Regions from separate parts of the Homo sapiens genome. Here region 2 is linked to region 1. The links are chromatin loops, found by intact Hi-C in ENCODE. Cell type or tissue: PC-9. All regions are shown on one strand.

What was found. A loop is a pair of places that touch in the nucleus more often than their neighbours do. Peaks named below come from ENCODE experiments on the same cell type or tissue, not always from the same donor. Only the 100,000 strongest peaks of a DNase experiment are listed, where the experiment ranks them.
Region 2: it touches region 1 in a loop (16-fold over the local background); 7 of 110 quality-filtered maps call a loop at or near these places.

Annotation. Positions count from the first base shown.
Region 1 is chr3:139,197,747-139,205,746 of GRCh38, reverse strand. No RefSeq gene overlaps it. Among named protein-coding and RNA genes, the nearest start is that of PISRT1, 32 kb to the left of the region's middle. RefSeq lists an enhancer at 5,957-6,006. In PC-9, no CTCF peak of the experiment used is centred here; DNase peaks (open chromatin) are centred at 3,266 and 6,006.
Region 2 is chr3:138,932,368-138,940,367 of GRCh38, reverse strand. It overlaps LINC01391 (long intergenic non-protein coding RNA 1391), which reads left to right. Exons shown (of 3, transcript NR_121649.1): 3 at 1,932-5,179. Among named protein-coding and RNA genes, the nearest start is that of LINC01391, 7.7 kb to the left of the region's middle. RefSeq lists an enhancer at 3,827-4,121. In PC-9, CTCF peaks have their summits at 3,793 and 3,998 (motif pointing left); no DNase peak of the experiment used is centred here; H3K4me3 peaks cover 1,123 bases.

The DNA.
Region 1 (8,000 bases):
GTGGGGCTTCTCTTGGAGCTAACAGTTTCCTTGGGTGTTTTCTACATTTCTGCACTCAGAGCCTTTAGTTGGGAATACTCCTCTCTCATTATCACCATTCCTTCTTCCAGATCCAAACTCCATACCCATACTGGGCCAAAGGTCCCAACTTGTCACTGCCCCATCCTCAGCAATAGGACTCTATGCTTTTCACCTTGACACTGGAAAGTGGCCCATCCTTCAAATGACCCTGTCTCCACAAAGCTTTCTCTGATAACCTCAGTGGGAATGACAACCTATTCCTCAATTCAGGGAAGTAGCTGCTGTTCTCTTCACATACCACTCACTGTCCTATAACTGTCCTTTCTATCCATTTTGTCCTTTATTTTCCAAACTGACTCCTTGAGACCTTCATTTTTCCCAACTGACTTTTGAGATCAGGGACCAAGTTTTATCATTCTTGGTAGCAACTTCTGCTCCTCAAACATTTCTAGAAACATTATGGGAAGGTTGAGGGACTAAATGCTGCCTTCTGGGTCATTCCTGGCCCTCTCACCATGCGTGTGATGTCCTGTGGAACAGCACTTTGAATATCTGCCATCATTAGGAAGCAGTGTTTTTTTGACTATCAGCCCCATCAATCAGGAGTGAAAGTTGTTAGTTCAACTCTGAGTGATAAACAACTTTGCCCTAAGGAAACATGCATGCTTTCTGAGACCAAACTGCAAGAGTAGCTATTTGGATAGGGGTTTGCCTAGATATGGCAACTCTGAGGAGCTGGGCCAGAGGCTTCAGGAAACCCCAGAAGGGCATGTGGTGTGGACACTGCATGCTGGAGGAATCCAGCCAGTAAGACAGCCTCCTGCCTGCTTACTGGCCACTCCCTCCTAAGTCCAGACATTTGCAAAGCCTGAAGTTTTGGCACAAGGCTGCTCCCATCCTTGCCGGCATGGGTTTATGGATATTAAAAATGTGCTGATGCAAATTGCCATGCAAACATGCTTCAATAGAAGTGCTGCATGCAGAAACACTGCTCCTTTTATCATCTCCTCCACCTCTGTTGGAAACATTCACCCACAGATGATGCGGAGATTAGTGGGGCGTCAGGCTGCTGTGTGTTTTTAGGCTGCTTGTCAGCTCCCATTGGCTATGGCTAGGGCTGTAGAGAAGGCTGGGATACACCTCAGTGCCCTGTCTGAGGCCCATAGGCAGAGTTCTGGGGCAGAAGCATGACTTAGGAGTGGGAGAAGAAAGAGCCCATTCCTTAGTCAGATATTAATATTTTCTCAAGTCTCCAGGCTCCAGCCATTGGCCAGCACACCTAGGTTGTGCTCTCTGGGCTGGCAAACAGCATCAACACAAGTCCAAGCCCTTCCTGTTCTGGTGGCAGCCACTCTCACCCACTCTCTCTTTTCTACTCCCTGTTCTCTCATTCTTCTCCCTATAGGGTTTCCAGAAAAAAATGCAGACCATGTAGAATTGGGGCAATTTCAGCCAAATGCAAAACTGTCTTAGATGGAAGGATGTAAGATACACTAGACAGCCCTTGCCAAGCAGGAAAGGCTTGGACTTGTATTCTAAACTACAGTGCCCCTCTGCCCCTGAGAAGACTCCACATTTTCCTTTTACAAGAACTGCCTTCAGGTTCCCAGCCCTTAGATTGTGGATGTACAGCATGGCAGAGCTGGGGAGGGCCTTGGCAGCCCCCAGTGCTCCTCATCTGCCTACCTGCCATTCTGTCTCTCAGAAAAGAGCCCGATGCTGAAAAGCCTTGAAGACAAGCATGAAGAGTCCCCTGTCAGTCCTGCCCAAGCTCCCTGCAGCAGGTCTAGTGCCCTTCCTCTGTCTCTCTTGCCTTCCAAGAGAGACCTGCCCTCCATGAGGGACACAGGGACAGTCAGTAGCTAGATCAGAGAGGTATGACGGGGTTGATGCAACTCTGGGCCTGAACCCAGCCAACTCTCCTGGCCTTTGGCAGATGACTGAGTCCAGCCTGAGTGGAAGAATTCCTGGGGACCCTTATAGAGAACACTGACCAGGCCCCAAAGCCCCCTTAGGAAAATGAATCTCCCTTTCACCACCTAAGAGAAGAGGAAGGTTGAGCCTCAGAGCACCGGATGGGGGATCAGCAAACATCCAGAATTCCCCCCACCCCAAGGCCTACCAGGGACATCCAACCTTCTCCCCAGCTAGAGGTGACCACCACCCCACCGCCCTTAGTCTGCACCCACCTTGTTCTAGGAGCCTGAAATTCTACCAATGAAATTCTTTCCATTGGGTTAAGTCTAATATGAATTAGCTAGATGTTTTCTTCAGGGTAATTCTGAAGGGGTTAGAGAAAGGATAAAGGGCCAGTGCATTCAAAAAGGATGACAAGGTGTCCAAACAATTGAAAGCAGAGTTTGGATTAAGTTTTCATAGAAAAATAACGTTTTAAATTATCTACTGATTTTCAACCAAACATCTCCAGGTGTAGATAATATCACAGGCAGGTAAGGCAGGTTAACCTCTTGATTGTCTAGTACCCTACACTCTCCTGTGTATACCTCAGGTTGAACACCCAGAACTCAGAATCAATTTCAGTACTAGAATCTCAGAAGCAGAAAGAATCTCAGGGATGATGCAATCTGGGGGTCACCACCTTCTCACCATAAAGGACTTCTCTTATTTTATCCCCTATATTTTAGGAATTCTAATGTCATCAAAGCCAATCAGTACTGTTGACTAGGATGGGCTAACCTCTGGGACCACATAGAATTGGTGCAATTTCAGCCAAATGCCAAACTGTCTTAGATAACCTGGTACTCCTCATTTTGGCAAAGCATTGGCTTTCTAATCAGCTTTACAAAATGCTCAAAACAGTCTCACACCACATTTATTGCCATTCACCAACCCAGAAGCATCTTGGGCCTGGCCTAGCTAACCTCAGGGACTGCCCAGCAACTCTGCACGGTGTACTGTGTGTAGCAGTCCTGAAACCACACACCATGTAGCTGCATGCCCTCCAAGAGAAAGTTGATATTGTGGCCATCAGCCCTGGGTGAGGACAGGGACTGGGGCTGGGGGAAGACCAGGCTTTCCCAGAGTTGTCTCCCTACAAAGTCATCCTGTCAACAAATGATCCCCAGTGGCCCAGGAGCTGTGACATCAGTTTGGTGCCTTTGATGTCAGTGGCTGCTGAATTTCACCTTACATCTGGTTTCCTGGCCAGGCTACTGAGAAAGGCCAGGTGGTGGGGCTCTGGAGCTGTCTGTCATCCAAGCTGACACATGACAGCCAGCCCGGGCTGAGCCTGAGAAAGCAGGATGTGGAGAACGAAAGTCAGTGACTATTCAGGGAACCCAAGTACAGCAAGGAGCATTCCTTTCGTTCCAGGAGAGACCAGGTCTGAGATGGCTCAGGCATACCCAGTCTGACCCCAGGGAAGGGCTACCTGAGGCTGAGGGGGTGTTGAGGGGAGGCCTCATGTGGCCCCTCCCTGCGGACAGAAACAGGAGGTCCATGTGGTGTGGTGTCAGGTGACTTCTCAGTCTTTCCTGAGGCTCATTTCCTACCCTGGGGTGGCACAGGACCCCTGTCCCCAGGTGCTTTGCCAACTTCCATTTTTCCCTGTTTTAAGTTTCCCAGGGAAGTTTGCTGTGTGTATCCTGCTCTTTGCTAGAAGGCAGGAAACTCGTTTTTAGAACCTAGATTTGCCCCACTCTCACTGTGTGACCTTGGAAAATCCCTTTTTATTCTCCAGGCCTTAGTTCCTCATCTATCTATCACAGGAGTGAACGAAGCAGGTGCGAGGCATATGAGGTAGACACATTTATTGTACACATTCTATGTATCTGTCATTTGATGTACTTTATTTCTTTTGATCTGCACAAAATTCTAATATTCATAGAACTTGACATTTTATTGACTTGATTTGCCAGACCCAGTGCTGGGCTTTTTACACGCATTAATTCAACTATTCCTCATAACAATCCCATAATGTAGACTCTATTATTATCTCCATTTTAGAGAGGAGACTGAGGCACAGAGCACTTAGATAACTTTCCAAGTCATACTGCTCATGAGGGAAGAGCCTGAACACAGGCAGCAAACCTCAGGGCAGCCATTTTCTGCTGCCTCATGAAGTTTATCTGTGACATCGTAATCATAAGAGCACCCTCTTCATGGGGGTGCTGGGAGTATTCAATGAGTGCTGAGAACTTAACATGTAGATGTGCTCAATGAAGGTGACCGATTTGTCTGCTATTATACTAAGGATCAGAGAGGTGAGGTGACAGACCCAGGCCTCCCAACCCTGGAGATGGTACCCACCCACCGCCCCTGCCTACCACTCCCTCCATTCATTTAGGTCAAGGCAACCCCAGACAAGGCCAGAAGGACAACCCGTCACCTGCTTGCTTTCCTCATTTCCAGTCATTAAATTTCTTTATCTGCCTTGGAGATTCTGCCTCAGCTTACTCTCTACTTCCAGGGTCAAAGGTCTCTACTTTTGACACAGGAATCTCACTCCCACTTGGTAGAGTGACTGATAACAGCTTAGTGTGAGATCCCTTGGTAGGAGCACATCAGTCCTACTGAAACAGGCACAGGAGTGAAGTTCCACGAGACAGCTCTCAGGAGCAGCCTAAGGAACAAGGCGGTGGGGACTGCTATACCCCCAGATCAGCCCTAGCTCTGGGGAATGATGGTGCCCTGGGCCACCACATCAAAGCACAGCATCTAGGAAGCCCTGAGTCTAGGAAGGGGTCTGGCCTTCAGTGTTTTGGTAAAGATTAGCCAGTTTGGGGTTTGAAAAACAAAACTTATTTTAAAAGGTCATGTTAAAAAGTAGAGGGAGAGAGAAAGAACTTAAAAATCCCAGAGTCACCCTCACAAGTAGGTTTTCTCCCAGATTTTTTCTGTAACAAATGTAAAAATATCATTTTGTTTTGAAAATTAAAATAATATTGTGGCTATGCTTTTGAATCTTTTTTTTTTTTTGGCCAAACTTTACATTGCCTGAAAATTTTCATGTTACCAAACAATTTCTAAAGTCTACTTTGTTGTGGCAGATACAACAAATTGACTACTTGACAGCATTTGGTTTTATGACCTCCTTCCTACTCCTCTAACTTTCTTATTAAAGAATCTGGAAAGCCAAAAATTCTTACTTTCCCAGACTCCTTTGCAGTTAGGAGTAGCCCTGGAACAGTTGCGGCCGATAGCTGAAAGCAGATATCACTGGGTGTGTCTTCAGGTAAAGTTCATAAAAATGGATAGACTCATGCCTTTTTGCCCTTTTCCTCTTTCCTCCCCTCCATCATGCTAAAGTCATACCTTCAGAGGAAGCCATCTTGTAACCTTAAGAATGAAAGTACAAAATTAGATGGAGTCTGGGTTCTTAATGATATTCTTGGGCTGCTGCATCAGCCTGAAATGATCTATTTCTGGACTTCTTATTGCAATAAATTAATCCATCTGTTAAAGCCCCTTTGGTCACATTCTTGGTTTCTTGAAGCTAAATGCAACCCTCAATGCACATTATATGAGTGTATCACAATGTAGCATTCCCTACTGACTTACTGCTACTATAAACAACATTGCCCTGAATATCCCCAAGATAAATTGCTATGTATTTCTTCAATTATTTACTTTGGCTTTATTCCTGGAAAAGAAATTATTAAGCCAAAGAGAAGGTAGTTTTCAGGGGGGTGGGGTTGTTTTGTTTTTTTACCTTTTGATGCATCTTTCACATGGCCATGCAGGCATGTCATGCCAACAACGTTTCTACCAGCTTTAAGTAAGTCAGGAGGACTTACAACACACTTCGTGAAGCAGGAGCTAAGTCAGCCACAGCCCATTAAGAAAGATTGCCCCAGCAAGGCCTGTCTGTGATCTGAGCTTTGCAGAAACCCCCTTAGGAAGGAAAAGGGCTGGTTCTGGCCACAGAAGAGCCTGCTGCTGCCTCTGCTACTGCAACTTTTGCAGGGACTCTCCATCCCCAGAGGCTGCAAATTCTATTAATACCAGTGTTTCTCAACCTCTACACCACTCATGTTTGGAATGGATAATTTTTGTCATAGTTCCCTTTGTTGTAGGAGGCTATCCTGTACATTATAGGATGTTTAGCAGCATTCTTGGCCTCTAACTACTAGATGCCAGTAGCACCTGTTTCCCAGTTTTGACAATTGAAAGTGTCATTGCCCCAAGTGAACATTGCCCCAAGTCCCCTGGGGGAGGAGGGGGGCAAAATCTCCAATGTGCTTCCAGTAATTCTTGCACTTGAAAGTACACCAGGCTGAGAACCACAATTCTGCTTGAGTTCTGGGAAAAAAAAAAAAAAAAAAAAAAAAAAAAACCGGTAACAAGGATTCTTTTTATTAAGAGAATCAACCTTCATTGAATGCCAGCCCCAAAGTAGGCACTGAGGTGGGCACTGAGGCTACAACAGCAAACACACCAGACATGATCCCTGCCTCCCCGGAGCCCACAGCCAGTTAAAGAAGTTAGACTATTAAGAGATTACACAAGCAAGATAGATTATCTGGGCTTTGGTTTGCTCATCTGTCCAGTGGCAAGAATAGTCCTCAGGCATTGAACCTCACATGGTGGCTGGGTGATCATCAGCAATGTACGTGGGATGCCATGCCCTGAGGAAATGGCAGACTGAGTCAGAGACCAGGCAGAAGCTGAGAAGACAGACAGCAACTGGGCTGCTAGCACAAAGAAAAGATCAAGCCTCTCCATGAACCAAAGTGAAACCAAATCTGGACCTGTCACACATCTCTGATGTCTAGGGTGTGACAAAATGTGCCTTCTGGGCATCAGGGTCTCACTAGAAACCCACAGCCTCCTGGAGGGATGGACTACAACAATTTGGACAGCATGATCCACTGAGACAGAAAGTCCATGTTTTCCTCTCCCTCTCTCATACTAGGCCCTGAACCTGGTGCCCCTCCAGTCCTCAGGAGAGTTGGGTACTGCCAGGCAGGAAGCAGAAGCTGCTGAATGGCAACCTCTCTTTCTATTTTTATGGACTCCTGGGTGAATTAAACTTCAGACATTCAGCTATTTGTGGTGAAAACCCTAAAACCAAAATGACTTAAATAAGATTGATGTTTATTTTACCCTCATGCAAATTTGTGAACCAAAATAGCCCCTCTGCCCCCATAGTCACTGTGGCCCAAGCTCCCTTTCTCTTGTTGGTCTGCCATCCCTGGAATGTTGCCCTCTTCCACATGGCACAAGATGGCTCTCTACCATGTCTGCATCACAGCCAGCATGAAGGAAGCAGGTAAAGAGCATGTTAGGCCCAAGCCTGGGTCCTTAAAGGGCATGAGCCAGAAGCCGCCCCAGTGGTGTGCTGGATCTCACTGGCTCCAAGAGATGACTGTGCACATCTCTCCTCAATCCACATTTGTAGCTTGAAGTCAGCCATGGCTAGAACACTGACACCATGGAAACTCGTAAACACTACAGTCAAGGCTTTATTTTCTCTGAAGAGCTGGTTGTTAAATAATTACCAACAAATCCCTCACACATCTCTTCTGCTCAGAATCCATTGATAAGAACTTAGTGATAAAGTCACCCCTCAGCTGCAAGGGAAGCTAAGAAATATAGTCTCCAGCTATACAGCTATGTGCCCAGCTACAAATCTTATTGCTGTGGAATAAGGGCAGAATGGATCCTTGGGGCAACTAGCAGGCTCTGCCCCCAGACTTATTGAGAGGATTATGCCCAGAGTCCTGACAGAGAAGAGGGAAGAGGTGTTCGGAAAGAGAAAGATGATTCTCCAAGGCTGGCCAGGAGATGAGGTCTGGATCCCACATGTGGTATAGCTGGTTTCAGTGACCCCTTCCATGTAGAACTCTTAGGCAGCAGAACAAATGGCTCTCAGCCAGTTCTTGTGTACATGGCCCAATCTGGTCCATGGGAAACACTCACAAATCCTGAGAATGCAGAATACAACTCCCTGCTCGGTGCCATATGACCCTGCTGGGCTGAGTAAGCCTTGACACCCTTCCCACCAGCCTGAGGTGGGA
Region 2 (8,000 bases), 270 kb after region 1:
GGAAGCAAAAAAGGAAAGAAGAAAGGAAGGGGGAAAAAAAACCTTTAGTAATAACTTTCTAGGATTTGACTTCCTAACCCAGCTGGCCACAGGCACCCCCTGCGAGCACCTTCCGGGGCCAGGCGCACGCGATTGCATCCACCCTGCCCTAGCCCCTTGGCCGTGGGAGTGAGGCTCACGCGGTTGCCGTTGCAGCGAACACCCAAGCCCTGAAGGCACAGCTGGTGGGCGCTGAGACCCCGCCCGGGGCTCCTCCAACCTCCCTCTCGCTTCCCCCAAAGCGGTCTTCACACGTTTAGGAGGTTTTCTCTGAGAAAGGCCGTGCTGACCCGCGAAGCGGCACCGACCCAGGGACCTACTCATAGGCTGTCCGGCTGGCGCCTCCAGTCCTCACGCGCCTCCCTCGACTGGTTGATTTTTTCTTTTTTTTTTTTTTTTTCCTTTTCTTTTTCAGAAAAGCAGAAGGTAGCCACCGGGCCAGAGGTTGCAGGGTCAGCCTGTGGGCGAGGCTCCCCTAGGCCTTTGTGGAGAAACGGGAAACCTGAGGGGCAAACGCAGGAAGCGGGTTGGGTCAATTGCGGGCGACCGAGGCGCCGCCAGCGGGTGGGGAGCGAGAGGGGCCAGCAGCCGGGAAGACCCCGGCCTGGAGCGCCTCGTGTCCCCGGGCCTGTTGGCGGCGCTGCAAGCCCAGGTCTTGGGGCGCGAGCTAAGTCCCCCTTGCCAGCTCTAAACAAAATTCGGGGGAGAATGAGTCGGCCAGTCTGGGCACAGGGTGCTCTCGACTGCCGGGCGGCGGGCGGAAGCGCAGGGGCCCTGATCGCCCCCAGAGGTGCTGAGCGCACAGGGCAGTGGCTGCAGAGCCCCGGCGCGAGGCCAACTCGGATCATCCACGTTGGGACCTCAGCCTGCCCGGTTGTCCTTAGTAATAATAATAGTATGAAACCGAGTTTTAAAAAACCTTTCCCCGCATTTTCCTCTATGTACAAGGGAGAACAAGTATTTCTAGGCAGTCAAAGAAAAAAAAAGGGCAGGATCCCAGGAAACTTTAATCTCTATGGACGAGGAGTGAAGGGGAATTCGCCTTTTGCCTTTTTTGTTTGTTTGTTTCTAGAAGAGAAAAAAAGGAAATTCGACACATATTTTTAAAAATCTTCCCCCAACAACCGCTAAAGGCTGTGAGTGTGAGCAGAGAGCCAGGAAACCGAGCCCCCGCCCGCGGTGACACCGGGCCTTTGTCCTCCTTCCTGAAGCCCCCGCGACTGCTGACCGTGCAGAGATAAAGGCCGGGTCAGGGCCCTGTGGAATCCCGAGGGAGGGGCGGCGGGGCCGTCCCATTGGCCCCTTTCAACCCCATGTAGGGGGGTTAGGTGGGCCCAGCTGATCCCCGGAACAGGGGCTACAAGGCCAGGGGCTGTCCCCACCCCCAGGCTCAGACGAGGCACGGATCTGCCTTTCCCCACCCCCCCGAAAGGCTTCTGCCGCTAAATTCCTTGCACCTTGCTCCTACCAGCATTATATTGTCCTACTTAAAGTCTCTGGAGGCGTTAGGGACAGTGGCTCCCCACCGGACCCGATCCCCAGAAATGGAATCGTGCTCAACCTCTGTGGCGACTCTGGTTTTCGCGACCGCTGGGCTCGGTTGGCCGGCCAGATCCGAACCCGTGCATCGCCTGTTCCAGCTGCGCCTCTCAGGGGCGCCTCTGTGCCTTCTCCGGGCCGCGGAGACTCCTCCAGCGCCCGGCCTCGAATTTTCTGCGCAACGCTCTCCTGTCAGCCGCACGGTTCTGCAGAGAAGGCGGGAGAGTGTTTGTGACCCTGCCCTGTAGCTTTCGGTGACTTAAAAACCCAGGTCGCTGTGGAACCCAGTCTCCACGGCATTGCCTTTGCAGGCAGCAGCCTTGGGCTTACACCTGAGGTCGTTTTCTCCACAGACACTTCTGGGTGATGCGAGTGCTGCGCAGCTCAGAACCCTTGGAAGCATGAGAGGAGGACGAGCCCGGCGGCCTGCCGGTGCGGTGATGGAGGGCTCTTCGGTAGCCACACTGCGCGCCTCCCACACACACCTTAACAGTCTTGGGGCCCCGGGCCAGCGCTGCAGCCCAAAGAGACCCTGCAGCCGCATTTTCTCCCAGGCCGTGGCAAACCCTGGCTTCGCCTCCCTTCACCATGGCTTGTGAGGGCAGGAGGCTCCCGGGGGCCGACTTCCCTGACCTGAATGAGTCAGGCACCCTTCTTTATTTTAAGTGGGGGTGTGACCTGAGGAGATAAAGGAAGGACGACAGACCTGGGGAGTGGGGCCCTGCAGCCTCTTGGGCCCGGAGCGCACTCCTTCTCGCTCCCTCCCCTCACCGGCAGGATCGGGGGTCTTGAAACTGGAGCCGCTCACCGGCCGGCGGATGAGAGATAAAGGAGCCCGGCGGCGCCGAAGCGCTGACCAGCAGACCCGGATCCGGACTTTCCCGCGCTCCAGAGCAGCACCCGAAACCCTACTTCCCAGGTGGCACCGACGGCTGAGCAGCTCCTCCGGTGCCATACGGTGTCTCCAGGCACAGACAGTCGTGCTCGCGTGTGTACTGTGCACGCACAAGACTGCAGGATGATGTCCTGTATGAGCCCTGTATTAGCCCCTTTGCTCTCAGCCAGAGGTACACGCATACGTGTGTGCATTTGTCAAGTGTCTAGGGACAGGTGTGCACCTTCACACATACGTGATGTGTATGTGCACACATTTGTAGAACGTTCTAGCATCTATCCTACAGGCACGTACAGGGCTGGCTGCTTCTAATAAGTCATCATTACACCTCGCATTTACACAGGCCTTTTCAGTTCTGGCATGATTTTCAGAATCACCCCGGGAAATACTCTCCTTTCAAAGTTTACAGATGAGGAAACAAGCAAAAAGAATCTAATGGGTACCCGTTTGCACACACTGTGAGAGAGATCGAGGCCAGCCAAAGATCCCGCCCACTGTTGAACTTGGGTGTGTTGGCCGAATGTGCTCATAGATGGGTCTGTTTAGCGCCCCAGGCGACCTCAGGTCCGGCGGGCCTTGGCTCTTCGCCAGGCTTCCTGGGAGACCCACTGCGCCGGGTGTGGGGTCTCAATTCCTGTGCTGATAAGCACTATCTTCTGGAGCTGGGTGACCCTAGTGCCCAGGGCGGGAAGTCGGGAGCTGGCCGGAGTGCCGCTGAGGCGATCCCGGCGGTTCCAAGGCCATGGCTGACCACGCGCAACTGGGTTGCAAAGCCTGGCGGGCCTCGGTCTCTAAAGCAGCCACGCCAGGCAAACGTGCGATGAAAGGATCCTTTCAGCCCACCTACAAACCCAGGAACCCAGGGTTGCTGGAGCAGTGAGGAAATTCCTGCTGTCTCGAATCCCTAGCGCCCTTACGAGACTCGGAGCCCACAATGCCCATTTTACAGAAGTGATTAGTCGGAGGCTAGAGCGGTATAGTGAGTTGCTCAAGTTCAACGCCAGTTGAGTGGCCACAGTCGGGACTGGAATCCCCAATTAAGTGTGTCTGGATCCTTGGTCCACAGTCCCTCTGCCCCCAGCAAGGATCGCTGGTCCCTCTGTCTCCCGCGCGCCCAGGAGCCATCCCGCTACTAGCCTCCGACTTCCCTCGCCAAGAATGCGAAAACTATCATAGCTCTCACCAGCATCATTTAAAAGGTTTCCACATGCTTGGAATCTGTTGCTTGAAAACAAATTCCCTGTGTGCGTTGGCTTTCTAACCCCTCCTAAGGCATCTGGTCCCCCTCCACCCTCTAAGCCCTTGCCGTCGCAGAGTGAGGCTGCCTAAGGGCTGTAGCTTGACCACATCCCGGGGGTGCCCTTGGGCCTCTGCGCCGGGCTCCTGCAGACTGAGGTCGCTGGTCTCTGGGCTCCAAGGCCGCCTCTACCCCGCAGAATCCGGGAGCTGGAAGGGAGCCCGCGGTTTGGCGAGGTCGCCGTTCGGGCTCACGGCCTCGAGGCTGCCCTCTGCTGGCACTGGGCGACATTACCACCGCCTCCCTCGGCGGCTCAGGAGCTGCACCCACGTGAGGGGTTCGCGCAGAGCCAGGCGACCCCATTCTCACTGGGTCCCCAGAGTGGCTGCCGCACCTGCAGCCACTGACGAGACCCTCCCGTATTTCTCAATCCGAGACTTCTCCCCGCAGACACCAGAGGCTCCGGTGCTCGGACCCAGGGACAAGGCAGAGAGCCGGAGCTCTGCGCTGGCAATCCCGCCGCTTTGCGGCGCCCGCCGGGATCCGCGGCCAACCAGGCACGGCCACAGGCGGACGCTGGGGGACTCCGGGGATGGCCCCAGGCTGTGTTCGTCCCCTTTACTCTCCGCCACCATAGCATTGATTGGCGCCCACGGGTCCCGATCTACCTGCCCTCCCCTTTTCAACCTTACTTGATGGTGGCCCAGGCGCTTGGCTGCCTCTGTTTCTTGTAGTGCACTTGTCTCTCCAACCAAATTAAGAGCGCCTCGACGACCGGAAGGGGCTGCTCCCTACCCGCACGGCACAGGCCTAGCTCAGGTTCTGCCGAGACAGAACTGATTCCAGAGGCCCCCATTCTTGCCCTTGAAATAAACTTTAGGCAGTGAGGCGAAGAGACACTTCTGCCTGCTGCATCCATTCTAGACAGGGTGGGGTAAAAATTACTCAGTCATCATATCTATGCATTTCCAGTGCTATGTATTAGGACTTTAACATTTTCACTTTTCCCCTCACAAAGATAATTGAAACTGAAGAAAATTGGGAAAATAAAACATTAAAATGCACAAAAAACACCAACGCGACAATAATCCCATCCCTCCTCCCACAAGGTAACCATGGTTAACATTTCGATGGCATCTTTCCAGTCTTTTATTTATATATTTCAATTAAAATAAGCCTAATTTCCATAATTAACAAATATACATAAAATTTGCAGTTTTGTATCCTGCTTGTTTAAACCTTTCGCCATAGGGTTTTTCTCCATATCTTATTCTTTGAAAAATGATTTTCAATTATTGCTTAATAATCCATCCTTTGGATGAACCATAATTTTGTTATACACCAGCACCAATTATCTGTTTTAGGCCCAGGAAAGTCTCCTTAAGCCACACTCTCTGGATCCGTCTGGATCAGTTAATATATAATCATATAATCAGTAGTTGATCAATAAATGTTGAGCCTTTCTTTTTAATTTTTTGTTGTTGTTGTTCTTTTCTTGTTTGTTTTGAGATGAAGTCTCATTCTGTCGTCCAGCTTGGAGTGCAGTGGCACCAGCTCAGCTCACTGCAACTTCTGCCTCCCAGGTTCAAGCAATTCTCCTGCCTCATCCTCCCGGGTAGCTGGGATTACAGGCGCCCGCCACTACACCTAGCTAATTTTTGTGTTTCTAGTAGAGACGAGGTTTCACTATGTTGGCCAGGCTGGTCTCAAACTCCTAACCTCAAGAGATCTACCCACCTCAGCCTACCAAAGTGTTGGGATTACAGACATGAGCCACTATGCCTGGCCAATGTTGAGTCTTTTGCTAGCCTAACAAAGAGAGTCATGGTCCCATTCTCAGGACACAAAAAATCCACCCAGATATTAGGGACTGCCTTGACCTAGAAGAGGGCCTTCTAGCCCCTGCTGCCAGCCATCTCCCTCTGCTGGAGACCAGTGTAGCTGGGGTGGTGAGAGGGACATCTTGAAAGATGGCAGGAACCAGCAATGTGTCTGAAGAGCTGTCCTAGCCTGCTTCTAGGACCAAAGCCCTGTATCCCCAACTGGCACACAAGATGATGTTTGTGACCTGGGCTACTGTGTACAGTGTCTTGTAATGGTTAGGAGTCAAACATGCCTTCATGTAATCCTGGGTCTTCCCCTTAAAAGCTGTGTGACCTCAGAAAAGCTGCTCAACTTCCCTGAACCTCATTCTAAAAATTGGAATAATAATGCCTACCACATCAAGCTTTTGTAAGTATTCAAACAAATGACACACTTAGCCTAGGGCTGTACAGATAAATTATCAATACACCATAGCTACTGCTTCTTTTGGCTCTGCAGCTGCTATTGCTGTTGTTCTGGCATTAGCTGTGGTCTTGGGGACCACTGCAATTGCCCTCTCCCTCAACTTCTGACCCCATTGCTACTGTTAAACACAAGCTCAAATCCTGGCACTAAGCCGGATCCAGGTCCTCAGGGCTGAAGGAGTCATTTCCAGCATTCTGGTTGGGCTGCTCAGGACCTTCTGACAATCAGGCCTGGGCTTGGGCTGTTTATACTAGAACCGTTAAAACAGGAAAATATGCAAACCCTTCATTCACAAGGATCCGGCTATTGTTGGGTCAGAAATGATATTTTTGTTTCTAGAGTAAAAGGTATATTTGCTGCCTTACACACACACACACACACACACACACACACACACACACACTTTTTTTATTCTTTTGGTTGTGTCTACAGAGCTCAGAAGGCAAAGTAAATGATCTGGTTCATTTGACCAGCTCAAGCAGCCAACCTGGAAAAGTCCCTTTGGCCTGATTGATGTTTACATGTACTCCAACGAGCCTGAACCTCACTGGGCTCTGTTTAGTTCATCCACAGACTAGGCCCTTATCCATCTCCCAGACAAAATGCCTCCAAAATCCATCTCCCAGAAATGATAGGTTGATAGCAACACCACCTCCATCTAGGATGCAGTTAAAGAGGAATTTAATTTTTTAAAAAATTAACCCAACCAGCCTGATCCCAGTAGAATCAACTGCACATCAAAATTTCATGGAAAAAAGTTTTTAAAACACAGATTTCAAGATCATCTTCAAACTAAACAGCTTCTGCCTCTGGAGATGGCGCTTGGCAATCTGTGTGTATCTGTAGTTCCTCCAGGTGATTCTGAAGAAGCCTGTGGAGCCACATTAGGGAATCACTGCAGTTCTCAATTGAATTGAAAACAGGTTTCTCCAGGTGGCCTCCAGAAAATGCAGATTCCAAACAGTCTTCCGTTGGGACCACATGGAATGAGAAAGAGCTTGGGTGTAACTGTGGTGGGGGAAGTGAATACATATTTGTTTTTATGTGCTTTTGATGGGCTGTTGTCTGTGCACACGGCAGGCCTCTTTGGTCACAAGTAACATAAACCCACTAGAGCTGGCTTTAAACCAAACGGGTGGCTGGGGTGGGGGGTGTTTTTATAAGGATTCATGAGTGACCCCTGGAGACCCAGGCAGGGTGGTAGCCAGACTCCCTGAAGGGCTATGCTGCAACAGGAGCTGAGGTGATGGCAAGAACCAACTTTTCCTGCTGCTCTGGTCAGGTCTCTCCTCTGCTCCATTTGAGAGAGGAGCTCCAGCGACAGCTATAATTTCTGAGTGTCAATTCAATCTTCCTGTGTGAGAAAGCTGATTGGTATCCTGGGTCAGGTACTGTCCTGGAGATACACCCCAGTCCTGTCAACTGGAGCTGAGGAAGAGGGTCTGCTGGTAGCTTCTGATGGTCGCTCCTTGTGGGAAGAGGGCAGTCATGGCACTCATGAGAGGCTAAGCAGACACCCCAGGAAGTCATTTGTTTCAGTCTAGCCTGTCCAACCACTCAATCAATAGCTCAAGGATTTTTGATCCTAGCTGCACTACAAAATTGCCTCAGGGGCTTTAAAAACCTATTGTGCCTTGGCTGGGCGCGGTGGCTCACGCCTGTAATCCCAGCACTTTGGGAGGCCGAGGCAGGTGGATCACGAGGTCAGGAGATCGAGACCATCGTGGCTAACACCATGAAACCCCATCTCTACTAAAAATACAAAAAATTAGCCGAGTGTGGTGGTGGGCGCCTGTAGTCCCAGCTACTTGGGAGGCTGAGGCAGGAGAATGGCATGAACCCGGGAGGCAGAGCTTGCAGTGAGCCGAGATCGCGCCACTGCACTCCAGCCTAGGCAACAGAGGGAGACTCCATCTCGAAAAAAAAAAAAAAAAAAAATATTGTGTCTTACCTCCATGTCTTGGGTGTAGCCAGGGTATTGAGATTATTTTTTTAAGCAAT